Linked DNA regions of Homo sapiens: region 2 is linked to region 1. The links are chromatin contacts, found by Hi-C or POLR2A ChIA-PET in ENCODE. All regions are on one chromosome and are shown on one strand. The core of a region is the stretch at or near the end of the contact, and the rest is flanking DNA. Distances in the headings are between cores, read along the strand shown. Region 1 has its middle 7.4 kb from the start of NLRP2. Region 2 overlaps EPS8L1 (EPS8 signaling adaptor L1).

What was found. A loop is a pair of places that touch in the nucleus more often than their neighbours do. ChIA-PET counts read pairs that join two places held with the same protein, here RNA polymerase II (POLR2A). Pooled maps may share reads with other maps.
Region 2: a loop to region 1 is called in a pooled map, with 2.5 times the contacts of the local background. The contact joins two enhancer-like sites. A Hi-C loop is called at or near these places in 1 of 37 single-sample maps with no recorded cell type and 5 of 50 pooled maps. POLR2A ChIA-PET finds 5 or more read pairs at or near these places in 2 of 52 experiments (PC-9 and activated naive CD8-positive, alpha-beta T cell).

What each region holds. Positions count from the first base shown.
Region 1 is chr19:54,955,735-54,962,271 of GRCh38, reverse strand. It overlaps a transcript of NLRP7 not described here. Among named protein-coding and RNA genes, the nearest start is that of NLRP2, 7.4 kb to the left of the region's middle. Within about 2 kb of position 3,236, at least 4 of the 41 ENCODE cell types and tissues checked have a DNase peak (open chromatin) inside an H3K27ac peak, as active enhancers do.
Region 2 is chr19:55,082,945-55,089,481 of GRCh38, reverse strand. It overlaps EPS8L1 (EPS8 signaling adaptor L1), which reads right to left. Exons shown (of 20, transcript NM_133180.3): 13 at 5,963-6,104; 14 at 5,838-5,866; 15 at 3,509-3,641; 16 at 3,290-3,421; 17 at 2,964-3,090; 18 at 2,594-2,768; 19 at 2,047-2,179; 20 at 1,559-1,954. The coding sequence ends at 1,868. Among named protein-coding and RNA genes, the nearest start is that of EPS8L1, 10 kb to the right of the region's middle. RefSeq lists an enhancer at 587-881. Within about 2 kb of position 2,289, at least 8 of the 41 ENCODE cell types and tissues checked have a DNase peak (open chromatin) inside an H3K27ac peak, as active enhancers do.

The sequences.
Region 1 (6,537 bases), core at 1,987-4,486:
AAATTGAGGGATGGAGGGAATAGGAAGGATGAATGAAAATGTGCAGGAGCAGTTTTCAGACTGCACATTTCAATAAATTCTTTTTCATTTTTTCTTTTTTTTTTTTTTGAGATGGAGTTTTGCTCTTGTCGCCCAGGCTGGAGTGCAATGGCGCGATCTCAGCTCACTGCAACCTCTGCCTGCCGGTTTCCTGTGATTCTCCTGCCTCAGACTCCTGTGTAGCTGGGATTACAGGCATGTACCACCACGCCCGGCTAATTTTGTAGTTCTAGTAGAGATGGGGTTTCACCATACCCTTTTGGCCAGGCTGTTCTTGAACTCCTGACCTCAGGTGATCCACCCGCCTCAGCCTCCCAAAGTTCTGGGATTACAGGCATCCACTTCCCCCGACCTTTTTCTACCTTCTTAATATGGACACCCTACCATAATTTGGAGGTACTTTTTTTTTTGTTTCCTTTTTGAGACAGACTCTCGCTCTGTTGCCCAGGCTGGAGTGCAGTGGTGTGGTCTCGGCTCACTGCAACCTCTGCCTCCGGGGCTCAAGCAATTCTCTTGCCTCAGCCTCCTACAGGCACCTGCCACCATGCCAGGCTAATTTTTAGTACAGATAGGTTTTCACCATGCTGGCCAGGCTCTTCTTGAACTCCTGATCTGAGATCCACCTGCCTCGGCTTCCCAAAGTGCTGGGATTACAGGTGTGAACCACCACGCCCAGCCACAGTACCTTTTTTAAAAAATTTGTATTTTCTTTTATTTATTTATTTATTTATTTAGAGATGAAGTCTCTCTGTTGTTGCCCAGGCTGGAGTGCAGTGGCATGATCTTGGCTCACTGCAACCTCTGCCTCCCGGGTTCAAGTGATTCTCCTGCCCTAGCTGGGATTATAGGCTCCCGCCACCATACCAAGCTAATTTTGTATTTTTAGTAGACACGGGGTTTCACCACCTTGGCCGGGCTGGTCTTGGACTCCTGACCTCGGGTGATCCACCTGCTTTGGCCTCCCAAAGTGCTGGAATTACAGGCGTGAGACACTGTGCCTGGCCCACTCCCCCTCTTTTTTAACTAGAGACTGGGTCTCACTTTGTACACCGGGCCGGTCTTGAACTCCTGGGCTCCATGGCCCTCCCGCCTTGGCCTCCCAAAGTACTGAGATTACAGGTGTGAGCCACTATGCCTGGCCCATTATTTTATATTTTAATATAAATATTTACATTTATAAATTTCCATCAGTGCAACAAACACATTTCAACAGCAATTTCACCACCACTCAGTTCTAGCATTTTTAAAAATGCCCTTTGTTATTTCTTCTTTGACCTTGGAATTATATAGAATATTTTTTTAAGACTCAAATGCATGGGATTAAGAAATTATCTTTTGTGCTGGGCATGGTGGCTCACGCCTGTAATCCCAGCACTTTGGGAGGCCGAGGCAAGCGGATCACGAGGTCAGGAGATCGAGACCATCCTGGCTAACACGGTGAAACCCCGTCTCTACTAAAAATTAAAAAAATTAGCTGGGCACGGTGGCGGGTGCCTGTAGTCCCAGCTACTTGGGAGGCTGAGGCAGGAGAATGGCGTGAATCCGGGAGGCGGAGCTTGCAGTGAGCCACCATCACACCACTGCACTCCAGCCTAGGTGACAGAGCAAGACTCCATCTCAAAAAATAAAAATAAAAATAAAAATAAAACTATCTTTTGTTACAATTCTTCTAACTTTTGTTCTATTGAGGAAATTGAGACTGAAATGTTAAGTAGCAACCCCAAGGTCACATAACTCATGGGTGGCTGGGGAGAAGGATGGATTTAAACAGACTTCTGGTTGAGCGCGGTGGCTTAAGGCTGTAATCCCAGCACTTTGGGAGGCTGAGATGGGTGGATCACTTGAGGTCAGGAGCTCGAGACTAGCCTGGCCAACATGGTGAAATCCCGTCTCTACTAAAAATACAAAAGTTAGCTGGGTGTGGCGGCAGGCACCTGTAATCCCAGCTACCCAGGAGGCTGAGGGAGGAGAATTGCTTGAACCCGGGAAGCAGAGGTTGCAGTGAGCTGAGATCTCGCCACTGCACTCCAGCCTGGGTGATAGAGGGAGACAACATCTCAAAAAACAAAACGAAAGAAACAAACAAACAAAAAAAACAAGAAACACCAGACTTCTGTTGGAATAAGTGAGTTTGGTTCGGGTAGATGGAACCTGCAAAGGGGTTTGGAGATCCAAAAGAGGAACTACGTGGTTAGAACAGAGTATCGGATGAACTGATAAGAAACCACAATTCAAAAACAATTCAACAAAATGCCCAGGTCTGTGAAAGCCTGTCTACACCAGGCCTTGGGTCTCTGTGTACATTGCCTGCTTCTGACAAGGCTCTGCAGCCGGGAGTCGGCTCCCAGGGTTGCATGGCTGGGAACAACAGAAGCTCAGGAGCGGACCTAAAACGGAGCAGTTGGGTAAAATGAAGCTGTCTCCATTTACTTTCTACAGACAGACATCCATGAGAGGATGAGGAGGTGTGCTTGCCTCCTGGTCAAGCACTAATTTTTTTTTCCAAGCACTAATTTTAATTTTTTTATTTTTTGTAGAAACAGGGTCTCAGAGTATTTGCTTTGGCAGCACATACACTAAAATTGGAAATGGGGGTCTTGCTATGTTGCCCAGGCTGGACTTGAGCTCCTGGGCTCAAGGGATCCTCCCACCTCAACCTCCTAAAGTGCTATCCACTCTGACCTTGTGATCCACCTGCCTCAGCCTCCCAAAGTGCTGGTGAGGGAAGAGAGAAACCGTCTCATATTGTTTTATATTGTTTTATACTCAGTACTTGTTTTAGAAAAAAAACAAGGAGGCCGGGCACGGTGGCTCACGCCTGTAATCCCAGCACTTTGGGAGGCCAAGGCGGGTGGATCACAAGGTCAGGAGTTTGAGACCAGCCTGGCCAACATGGTGAAACCCCGTCTCTATTAAAAATACAAAAATTAGCCGGGCATGGTGGCGTGCGCCTGTAATCCCAGCTACTCGGAAGGATGAGGCAGCAGAATTGCTTGAATCCAGGAGGCGGAGCTTGCAGTGAGCCGAGATTGTGCCACTGCACTCCAGCCTTAGCGACAGAGCAAGACTCTGTCTCAAAAAAAAAAAAAAAGAAAAAGAAAAAAACAAGGAAGTGAAACCAAAGGCAGGTAGCCCGGCGCCAGGCACCAGACCCAAAACCAGACCCGAAACCAGGCCTGGGCCTGCCTGGCGTAAACCTAGTAGATAAAAATCAACTCATGACTTAGAACCCGATGTTATCCATAGATTCCAGGCATTGTATAGAAGAACACTGTGAAACTCCCTGCCCTATTCTTTCTCTCTGACCAGCAGTGCACGAAACCCCTGTTATGTATCCCCTAGATTGCTCAATCATGACCCTTTCATGCGCAGTCTTTAGTGTTGTGAGCCCTTAAAAGGGACAGAAACTGTGCACTCGAGGAGCTTGGATTTTAAGACAGTAGCTTGCCGATGCTCCCAGCTGAATAAAGCCCTTCCTTCTACAACTCGGTGTCTGAGAGGTTTTTGTCTGTGGCTCGTCCTGCTACACTGGGATTACAGGCGTGAGCCACTGTGCCTGGCCACTAGTTATTATTATTATTATTATTTGAGACAGAGTCTCACTCTGTCCCTTGGGCTGGAGTGCAGTGGCCTGATCTTGACTCACTGCAACCTTTGCCTCCCGGGTTCAAGCGATTCTCCTGCCTCAGCCTCCAGAGTAGCTGGGATTACAGGCATGCACCACTATGCCCAGCTAGCTAACTTTTTGTATTTTTAGTAGAGACAGGGTTTCACCATGTTGGCCAGGCTGGTCTTGAACTCCTGACCTTGTGATTCGCCCACCTCGGCGTCCCAAAGTGCTGGGATTAGAGGCGTGAGCCACTGCACCCGGCAATACTAGTTATTGTTAATGCTATTATTGTTACTGACATGTTCATTTTTACCTAGCCACTTTATTTTCCCACCTCTTTCTCCCTACTTCTCCTAAGTGTCAATGTTAGATAAGTCTGAAATTCTCTTTCCCTGTCCCTCTCTGTCTCTCTCTCCTTCTTTGTCTTTCTTTCACCTGAGACCCATAATCCTGGAGATAGCAAGTGCCTCAGGGAGAAAATCCCAAACCAAGCGATTCTCCTGCCCTAGCCTTCCAAGTAGCTGGGATTACAGGCTCCTGCCACCATACCAAGCTAATTTTGTATTTTTAGTAAAGACACGGTCTCACCACCTTGGCCAGGCTAGTCTCGGACTCCTGACCTCAGGTGATCCACCCACCTGGGCCTCCCAAAGTGCTGGAATTACAGGCGTGAGACACCGTGCCCGGCCCCCTCCCCATCTTTTTTAAATAGAGACTGGGTCTCACTTTGTACACCGGGCCAGTCTTGAACTCTTGGGCTCCATGGCCCTCCAGTGTGGAGGAGAGAAAATGGATTCCCTCCACCCTCCTAGGTTCTTTGGATGGGCTATGAATTACATTGACACAAAACAGTTTGACAGAAGAAAAACCAGATTCAATTATGTATGCACAGGAGTCCCACAAAAATGTGAGACTGGAGGAAGGGCCAGATGATTGAAGCTCATCTAGCTGCCTGAGCTACAGAAAGGAGTATAAGAGTGTAGGGTGCAGTGGCTCACGCCTGTGATCCCAGCAGTTTGGGAGGCCAAGGTGGGTGGATCACCTGAGGTCAGGAGTTTGAGACCAGCCTGGCCAACATGGTGAAACCCCATCTCTGCTAAAAATACAAAAATTAGCTGGTGTGGTGGTGTGTGCCTGTAATCCCAGCTACTCCGGAGGCTGAGGCAGGAGAATCACTTGAACCCGGGAGGAGGAAACTGCAGTGAGCTAAGATCGCACCATTGTACTCCAGCCTGGGCTTCAAAGGGAGACTCCATCTCAAAAAAAAAAAAAAAAAGAAGAAGAAGAAGAAAGGAGTAGGGGTGTCCGTCCCAGTGGCTCACGGTCTGTAATCTCAACACTTTGGGAACCGAAATGGGTGGATCACCTGACGTCGGGAGTTTGAGACTAGCCTGGACAACAGGGTGAAACCCAGTCTCCACTAAAAATACAAAAATTAGCCAGGTGTGGTGGTGTGCCCTGTAATCCCAGCTACTTGGGAGGCTGAGACAGGAGGATTACTTGAACCCGGGAGGTGGAGGTTGCAGTGGGCCAAGATCACGCCACTGCACTGCAGCCTGGGAGATAGAGGGAGACCCTGTCTCAAAATAAAATAAATAAATAAATAAATAAATACATACATACATAAATGAAAAGGCGTAGAGACTTGGAGCTTCTGGGGGTGGTGGAGGCAAATTAAGGTATGATAAAAGGGGGAAAAGTTGCTGGGTTCACGCCTGTAATTCCAGCACTTTGGGAGGCCAAGGCAGGTGGATCACCAGAGGACAGGAGTTCGAGACAAGCCTGGCCAACATGGTGAAACCCCGTTTCTACTAAAAATGCAAAAAATTAGAAGGCGTGGTGTTGGGTGTCAGTGATCCACCTGCCTCGGCCTCCCAAAGTGCTGATATTATAGGCGTGAGCCACTGCGCCCGGCCTTTTTTTTTTTTTGAGGGAGAGTCTTGCTCTGTCTCCCAGGCTGGAGTGCAAAGGCACAATCTCAGCTCACTGCAACCTCCGCCTCCCGGGTTCAAGTGATTCTCCTGCCTCAGCCTCCCGAGTAGCTGGTATTACAGGCACCTGCCACCGCGCCCAGCTAATTTTTGTATTTTTTTTTAGTAGAGATGGGGTTTTGCCATGTTCACCAGGGTGGTCTCAAAGTCCTGACCTCAAGTGATCCGCCTGCCTTGGCCTCCCAAAATCCTGGAATGACAGGCATGAACCACCATACCCAGTCCTGTTTTTCCTACTTTCACACTCAACACAGAATACTTCACCAAAAATGTATGTTTCTCCCCACCAACAACCAGTTCTCCAGCAGAGACCAGCTGGGTGTCCTCTCCTTTGATTTAGTTCTGACACTCCCTACCTGGGGACAGCATCAGATCCCAAAGGTTCAGGGCTGAGTCCCACAAGACTGACTGACTTCCTTCCTTCCTTCCTTGTCCCACAAGACTGACTTCCTTTCCCTCCTTCCCTTCCCTCCTTCCCTCCTTCCCTCCTTCCTTCCTTTCTCTCCCTCTGTTGCCCAGGCTGGAGTGCAGTTGCGAGATCATGGCTCACTGTAGCCATGACCTCCCAGTCTCAAGTGATCCTCCTGCCTTGGCCTCCTGAGTAGCTGGGACTACAGGCATGCACGATCACAGTTGGCTATTTATTTATTTATTTATTTATTTTTGAGACACAGTCTTGCTCTGTCATCCAGGCTGGAGTGCAGTCCTGTCATCTAGGCTGGAGTGCATTTTTGCAATACAAAAATTAGCCAGGCATGGGAGCGAATGTCTATAATCCCAGCTACTTGGGAGGCTGAGGCTCGACAATCCCTTGAACCCAGGAGGTTGAGGATCACAGCTCACTGCAACCTCAGTCTTGCTGTGTCGCCCAGGCTGAAGTGCAGTGGCACGATCTTG
Region 2 (6,537 bases), core at 1,040-3,539, 130 kb before region 1:
GGGTCTACTGGTGAAATCCAAGCAAGAGAGAGGGTGGCTCTGGCTGGGGTGATGGGAGTGAAGATGGTGAGAGATGGTCAGGTTCTGAGAATATTGGAAGATACAGCTGCCAGGATGTTCAAACAAGCTGGCCTGTGACGGGGGTAGGGCTGAGGCCCGGCTGGCTCACTTGGGTCTCTTGTCGGGTTCCTGCAGGCATTTCAGTTTGCAGCCTAGGTGGCGAGAGCCACGGGGGCTTATTGGGGGGCGGGGGGCGGGTGCGGGAATGGAGCAAAGAGGTTTGGGGGAATTGCCTACCTTTCCTATTCCCCTACTAAGAATGAGGGGTGGGGCCCCGGGCAAGTGGTAGAGGGGCTGAGAGTATTCTGGGCAGAAGCAACCACATGAACCAAGCTTGGCAGCAGGAGGAGGGAAGCTGAGCCCCGTGGTCGGAGAAGCTGGTGAGCCGAGTGGGCAACCTGTGACTGCCAAGCTGGGGCCTGGTTTTATCCGGTGAGCCATAGGGAGCCAAGGGAAGTATGTGAATAGGATCTAGGGACGGGGCAGATAGGAGAAGGACTCTTGGAGATCCAAAGAGGAAGGAAGGAACCAGAAGGAACCAGGCAGGAGGTGGCAAAGTGGGGACTGAGAACTCCTGCCTGCCCCAAGGGCGGGGGGCGGGGTGGGGGTGGGGGGGCGTCTCTCTGATCCTTTCCCATCTTGGAGGGCGCCATCTGGTGGCCCAGGTTGGAACAACTCCGGGAGAGGCTTGAGGCCCAGAGGCCCAGAGGCCCTCAGTAATCTGGGGAAGGCAGAGCCAGGGGAGAAAGAGAAAGGGCCATTCTTCCCAAAGGCAGAGAATATCCAGTCTGGAAAACAGTGGGATCCAGAGAAAAGCAGACCTTACCAGCCACCTGGATAATGGGGAAAAGAAAGTTACAGGGCTTGCCAGAGGGAGAAGGAGCTAGTTCTTGAGGGATTAGGAAGTTTTCAGTTGGCTGCCATCTCCCAGAACAAAGAGTGGCCAGAAAGCTGTGGCATGCTTGGGAGGCAGCCAGTTCTACCTGGTAGGGCCGTGGCAGGAGGTGGGGGACAAAATGGAGAAGTGGATGCTGGGAAACTAGCTTCGGGGATGAGGGCAGGCTTCCCCACAGTGAGTGTTTGAGCTGGGCCAGGGAGGCTGAACAGGAGTTCGCCAGGCAGGGAATGGCCGTTTCAGCCAGCAGAGACAGCAGGTGCAAACCTCAGAGGTTGAACGCTTGGGAGCGTTTGGAGAAGGGCAGGGCCAGGACGCAGGAAGGAATGAAGTGAGAACGTTGGTGAGGCGGGAAGGGAGACACAAAGCCTCATGCCCAGCAGCCGCGAGCCAGGGAAACGTGAAGGTGGGGCAAGCTGGACTAGGCTGGCTAGGAGGTCAGGAGGGAGCCTGGTTTGGGACCCTGGGGATGGAAAGGAGGGTTCAGAGAGAAACCAAAGAGGGTGGAACATTTTCCAGGTTCCATGAGGCTGTGACTGGGTCGAGGGGCAGGTTTCTGAGCCCCCTGGTAGCCGGGTAGAGGACAGCAGTTGGCACACCATCTGCTAAGCACGGAGGCTGTTTATAGGCTGGGCCGCATATTACAATGCTCAGGGCTCCACTGCACCCTCTCGGGGGTCTGCTAGCGCTTTCCGTAGACTGTCTCCACGCCCTCCCCACTCCCAGCCAGTCCAGATCCTCTCCGGAGGGACTGCAGCAAGGATCGTTAAGTCTGTCCACCGGGATGGGGGAAGACCAGGGCCGGAGCAGATTGGCCATCCTTCAGAAGATCGACTTCCGCTATTGGGGAGAGTCTGAGGAGTCCGTTCTCCCACGGGGCCTCGTCACTCTTTGCGAAGGGCGCCTGGCAGGTCAAATGACCTCCATTTCCACCTCGCCTTCCACCTTCTTCTTTTGCTTCTCCATCACTGCCTCCAGCTCTGACACTTTCTCTTTGTCCTGGAGGGCGGGGTGGAAATCGCTTTGTCCTGGCGTCCGAGCCCTCGTCATCCCAACCCTACCCAGACCCAGGGACCAGCGGTCCGGCTCACCTCCAGCAGCGAGCGCTGCACGGTGACCTGGCTGTACACACGTGCCCCCTCCTCGGGGCTCACCGCCCGCAGCTCCTCCTTCTGCAGCGAGAAAAGCTGCGCCCCGGTCAGCACACCCAGCGCGTCCACGGTCCTGAGCGAGGGCAGCCCGGGCGCGGTCAGGCCGGTCGGCGGATGCCCCAGCCCGGACAATCATGTCACGCCCACCCGGCGATGGTCCAATCAGAACAGCATTCTAGCTCTAGCGGGGGCAGGCCCGACACCTCCTGAACCCCACCCACCAATCACAATGTTGCCACCCGGGGGGCGTGGCCGCATCCTGCTTTCAAAGGGTACGGGATTTCCCTAAGGAATCCAGTCGGAGTCTGAAAAAACATGGCAATCACAGCCTGCCATTGGGTGTTGCTACCAGACAGACCCTCACTTCGGGCTAATCCCGGCTCCCTGTGGTCTCCACGACTGCCGCCCCCCGACTCCCGGCCGATCGGAACGCTCCGCTCCCAGCGTCCGTATCAACCCGCGCCGAGAGGGCCCCGGCCCCACTCACCCGGAGCTAAAGCCCTTGGCCTGCAGCCAGGCGCGGACCTCGGAGGCGTCCGAGCCCGGGCTGAGCTGCGGTTCCGGGGCGCGGGGCCCTGGGACTGCGCGGCTCGGTCCCGAGCGGCCCTGGGCCAGGCGCGCCTGCAGTTCCTCGTTGACGATGAGCATCTGGGAGAATTTCTCTGCAGGCGGGAAACCGGGAGGTAGGGAGTGCGGGCTCAGGGCGAGGGGTCCTGGGGCCAGAGGGCGGGGCGGGGGGGCGCTCCAGCGTCCCCAGAATGGGACGGGAGTCCCTTTGCTCTTTCTGAGCCCCCGTTTCTCTGCCTGGAAAGCAAGGATAAGGACCGCTCCCCGCAGCCGGCGTCCCCACCACTCACCCTTCTCGCTGGGGTCCAAGCCGTTGAGGCTATCGCAGCTGTCCCAGCGGGGCCTGTCCCAGCGGGGCCGAGCCAGAGCTGGAGGTGGGGCCGGGGCTGGGGCTGGTGGTGGAGGAGGAGTGCTGTTCTGAAAGGAAGGAGAGGAGAGTACCTGGGTTAGGGAGAGGACTCAGAGTCCCAGCCTCTCCCCTTTCTGGAGATGCATTTCTGAACCCCCAGTCACCACCTGCTCCAGCACTCTTGACAGCTGATCCCCACGCCCCTTGTTCCCAGGATCTGGTCCCAGCCTCTCCACCCTCAAGATCCCAGCGTCTGCGCTGGCTCACCAGGCTGCGGGCAGGGCTTTGGCTGTGGTGCAGCCGGGGTCCGGGGTAGGGTGTCAGGATGTTGTAGGGCACATATCCCTCCTGCCCCGCTGGGTCCCGAACCTTCCACCACTTACGACTGTCATCCAGGACCTGGGTGTGGTAAAGAACAGAGGGTTCAGAGCCTGTCTGCAGCTAGGGCTGGCTAATTCCTGCCCCTCAGCCTCCCGCTCCTCTAACCTCCAGTACGTCCCGCTGCTTGACCGACAGCTCACTGCTGTTGCGGGCCTGGAAGTCATAATTACACAGGACCCATTTTCCTGCTGTCTCTGACTCCAGCTGAGGCTCAGATTCTGGCTCCAAGTCTCGGTGACTGAGGAGAAGCGGGAGGGTTGGAGATAAGGAGGCAGCCAGCCCCATTGCTCTGGGCTGCAGGGTGCTGGTGTGAGCTGGGGTTAGAGCCAAGCTGGGGGCACAGCAGGGGCCGGGTTAATACTGTTAATAGAAATTTGAAACAAGAATAACAGACTGAATATATTTGCTCCCTCCGTTGCTTGGCATTGTGCTGTAGGCATATGTAGTGGGTACTATCCCACCATCGATTCCATTTTACAGAGGAGAATGAGGCTCAGAGCGAGAAAATGACTTGCCCACATCACACAGCTAGAAACAGCTGTCATTTATTGAGCATCTAATAGGCACTGGGCTTTATATATCATAACTCATAAGCATAATAAAAACACTAGCTAGGCCGGGCGCGGTGGCTCACGCCTGTAATCCCAGCGCTTTGGGAGGCTGAGGCGGGCAGATCATGAGGTCAAGAGATCAAGACCATCCTGGCCAACATGGTGAAACCCTGTCTCTACTAAAAAATACCCAAATTAGCTGGGCGTGGTGGCACGCGCCTGTAGTCCCAGCTATTCTGGAGGCTGAGGCAGGAGAATTGCTTGAACCTGGCAGGCAGAAGTTGCAGTGAGCTGAGATCTCACCACTGCACTCCAGCCTGATGACAGAGTGAGACTGTCTCAAAAAACAATAGCTACCACTTCTGTACCACTTACTGTGTGCTGGGCACTGTTCTGTTACGTATATTAGTTAATTTGATCTTTATGACAACGGTTGGTAGAACCATGAATTTGGACTCCCCTCTCTCCCCCAGTTTCTTCCTCCCCCAGAGACCCTATGATCTCCTCCATTTTCACAGAGGAGGAAGCTGAGGCACAGGGATGTAAAGGTCACAGAGTAAGAGAGTGGCATCGCCAGCCCGGGACCAGGGTAGCCCAGGTCTGAATAATGCTGCCTTAGTTTGCAGGCAGCTGGACTTGAACTTGAACCTGGTCACAGCCTTAAGCCCTTAACTGCTAGTTCCTACAACACCACAGACTTCTCACTGTTCCGGGAACGGATAATCATTATTCCCAGTTTCCCTGCAAAAAAGAACTTGAGGCTCGGAGAAAGTGACTTGAAGCTGTGAACAGGGACCAGGGTTGCGATATCAGGCAGCTGGGGGCAGGGGTGGGATTTCAGCTCTGACCCCCAATAAGAGGGACCTCAGCCTGGATCAGGCCTACCTGTGCAGGGGAGAGGGGGGGTCTTCAGGGCCGCGGCACCCCCTGTGTGGGGCCGGCAGCTCCCAGCACGCTGTCCCTGCTGAGACCCTCTGCTCGGGCCCTCACCCAGACCCCCCTTTGTCTCCTCCAGCCTCACTGCTTTGTTTTCGTCTCCTCCCACGTTGCTTCCCTCCAGTCTGCCCTCTATTTGCTCAAGGACCCTAGAGTTCTAGTCCATCTACCTCCTTCCCTCCCCCAGGACCCAGAGTCTGAGCCCCCACTGCTTGGTAGAACCATGACTTGGAATGTTCTTTCCTCCCCCAGGGACCTAGGAGTCCAGGTCTCAAGCTTCAATCTTATCCTTTTAACCCTCAAACCTTTTAACCCAGTCCGACACCCAGCAGCGACTTAGACAATTGCATTAGAGCCTCTGGAAAACCAAGAGTTTAATCGTCCAGCCTTTACCCCTCTCGGGGGCCCAGAGATACTACCACTTCCTAACTTTCCCAGAAACTTGCCCCCAAGCCCTTGAAGTCCCAAGCCTGCTCCTCTGGGTCTCCAGGATCCCAAGCACCAGACTTGGGCTCTTCTTCAAAACCCAAAGGTCCAATTCCCCAGCCTCTCCCCTCCAATATCCAGGGCTCTGTCCTCCTAGGGAGCCCAGGCATGGTGCTTCCCAGGCCCTGGGAAAACAAACTGGCTTCTTCCAGCCTTTTGGGGATCCAGGGATCCAACCTCTCAGACTTTACCCACTCCCAGCCCCCTTCCTCCCTTAGGCCCAGGAATCCGGGTCTCCATTCCCAACTCCCTTAGCCCCAGAAGTCTGGGTCCCGCCCCCTCCCACCCTGCTCCTCCCTCTCTCCCAGCCCCGGCCCGCCCCATCACCATCTCACCCACCTGAGAAGAGCCAGGAAGACAGAAGGAAAAACACAGAAAAAAAGGGGGCGGAGTCAGCATCGGGAGCCCCCGGGACGCACCCCTCCTTGACCCCCTTGCCCTGCCCTGGGGCGGACACTCACCCATTGACAGCGACCTGGGGGGCGCTTTGCTGTAGGAAGTAAGACAGTCGGGTCAGGCGGGGCCAGGCGGACCGGCCGCGCCCCCGGACTTCCCAGCCTCGGCCCTGCTGTGTCGCTTGGGTCACCTGCCGGCGCCTCCGCTCGTGCTGTAGCTGTTTCTCAACTGGGTCCTCCCAGGCGCGGCTCTGCGGGTCAGTGACCGGCGGCTCCCAGCCGCTGAAGAACTCGGGTCTGTATGGGGGTCCCTCCTCCGGGGACAGCTCCAGCCTGCGGCCAGGGACAGGGCCAAGAGCTCAGGGATCCTGATACAGCCCCCAACTTCGTTCCTGCATTAACTTCACTAAGTTTTCCCCTAAAGCTCGCTGTATTCCAACGATTCTAGCCCCGCCACTTTTCACCAAGTCCTGCCGGTAGCTCTAAGCCCAACTCAACAGCAATTTATATTTCTAGACCGGGCACGGTGGCTCACGCCTGTAATCCCAGCATTTTGGGAGGCCAAGATGGGAGGATCGCTTGAGGCCAGGAGTTCCAGACCAGCCTGGGCAAAATATTGAGACCCCATCCATCTCTCTCTCTGGAAAAAAATTGCCTTATCCAGCCTCTAAATCTCACCTGATTCCAAATCAGGTTTTCCGTAAGGTCGGTTTCAGGTTCTGACCCTTTCCCTGCGGAACTGCCAGCCCGCAGTGCACAGACTCTG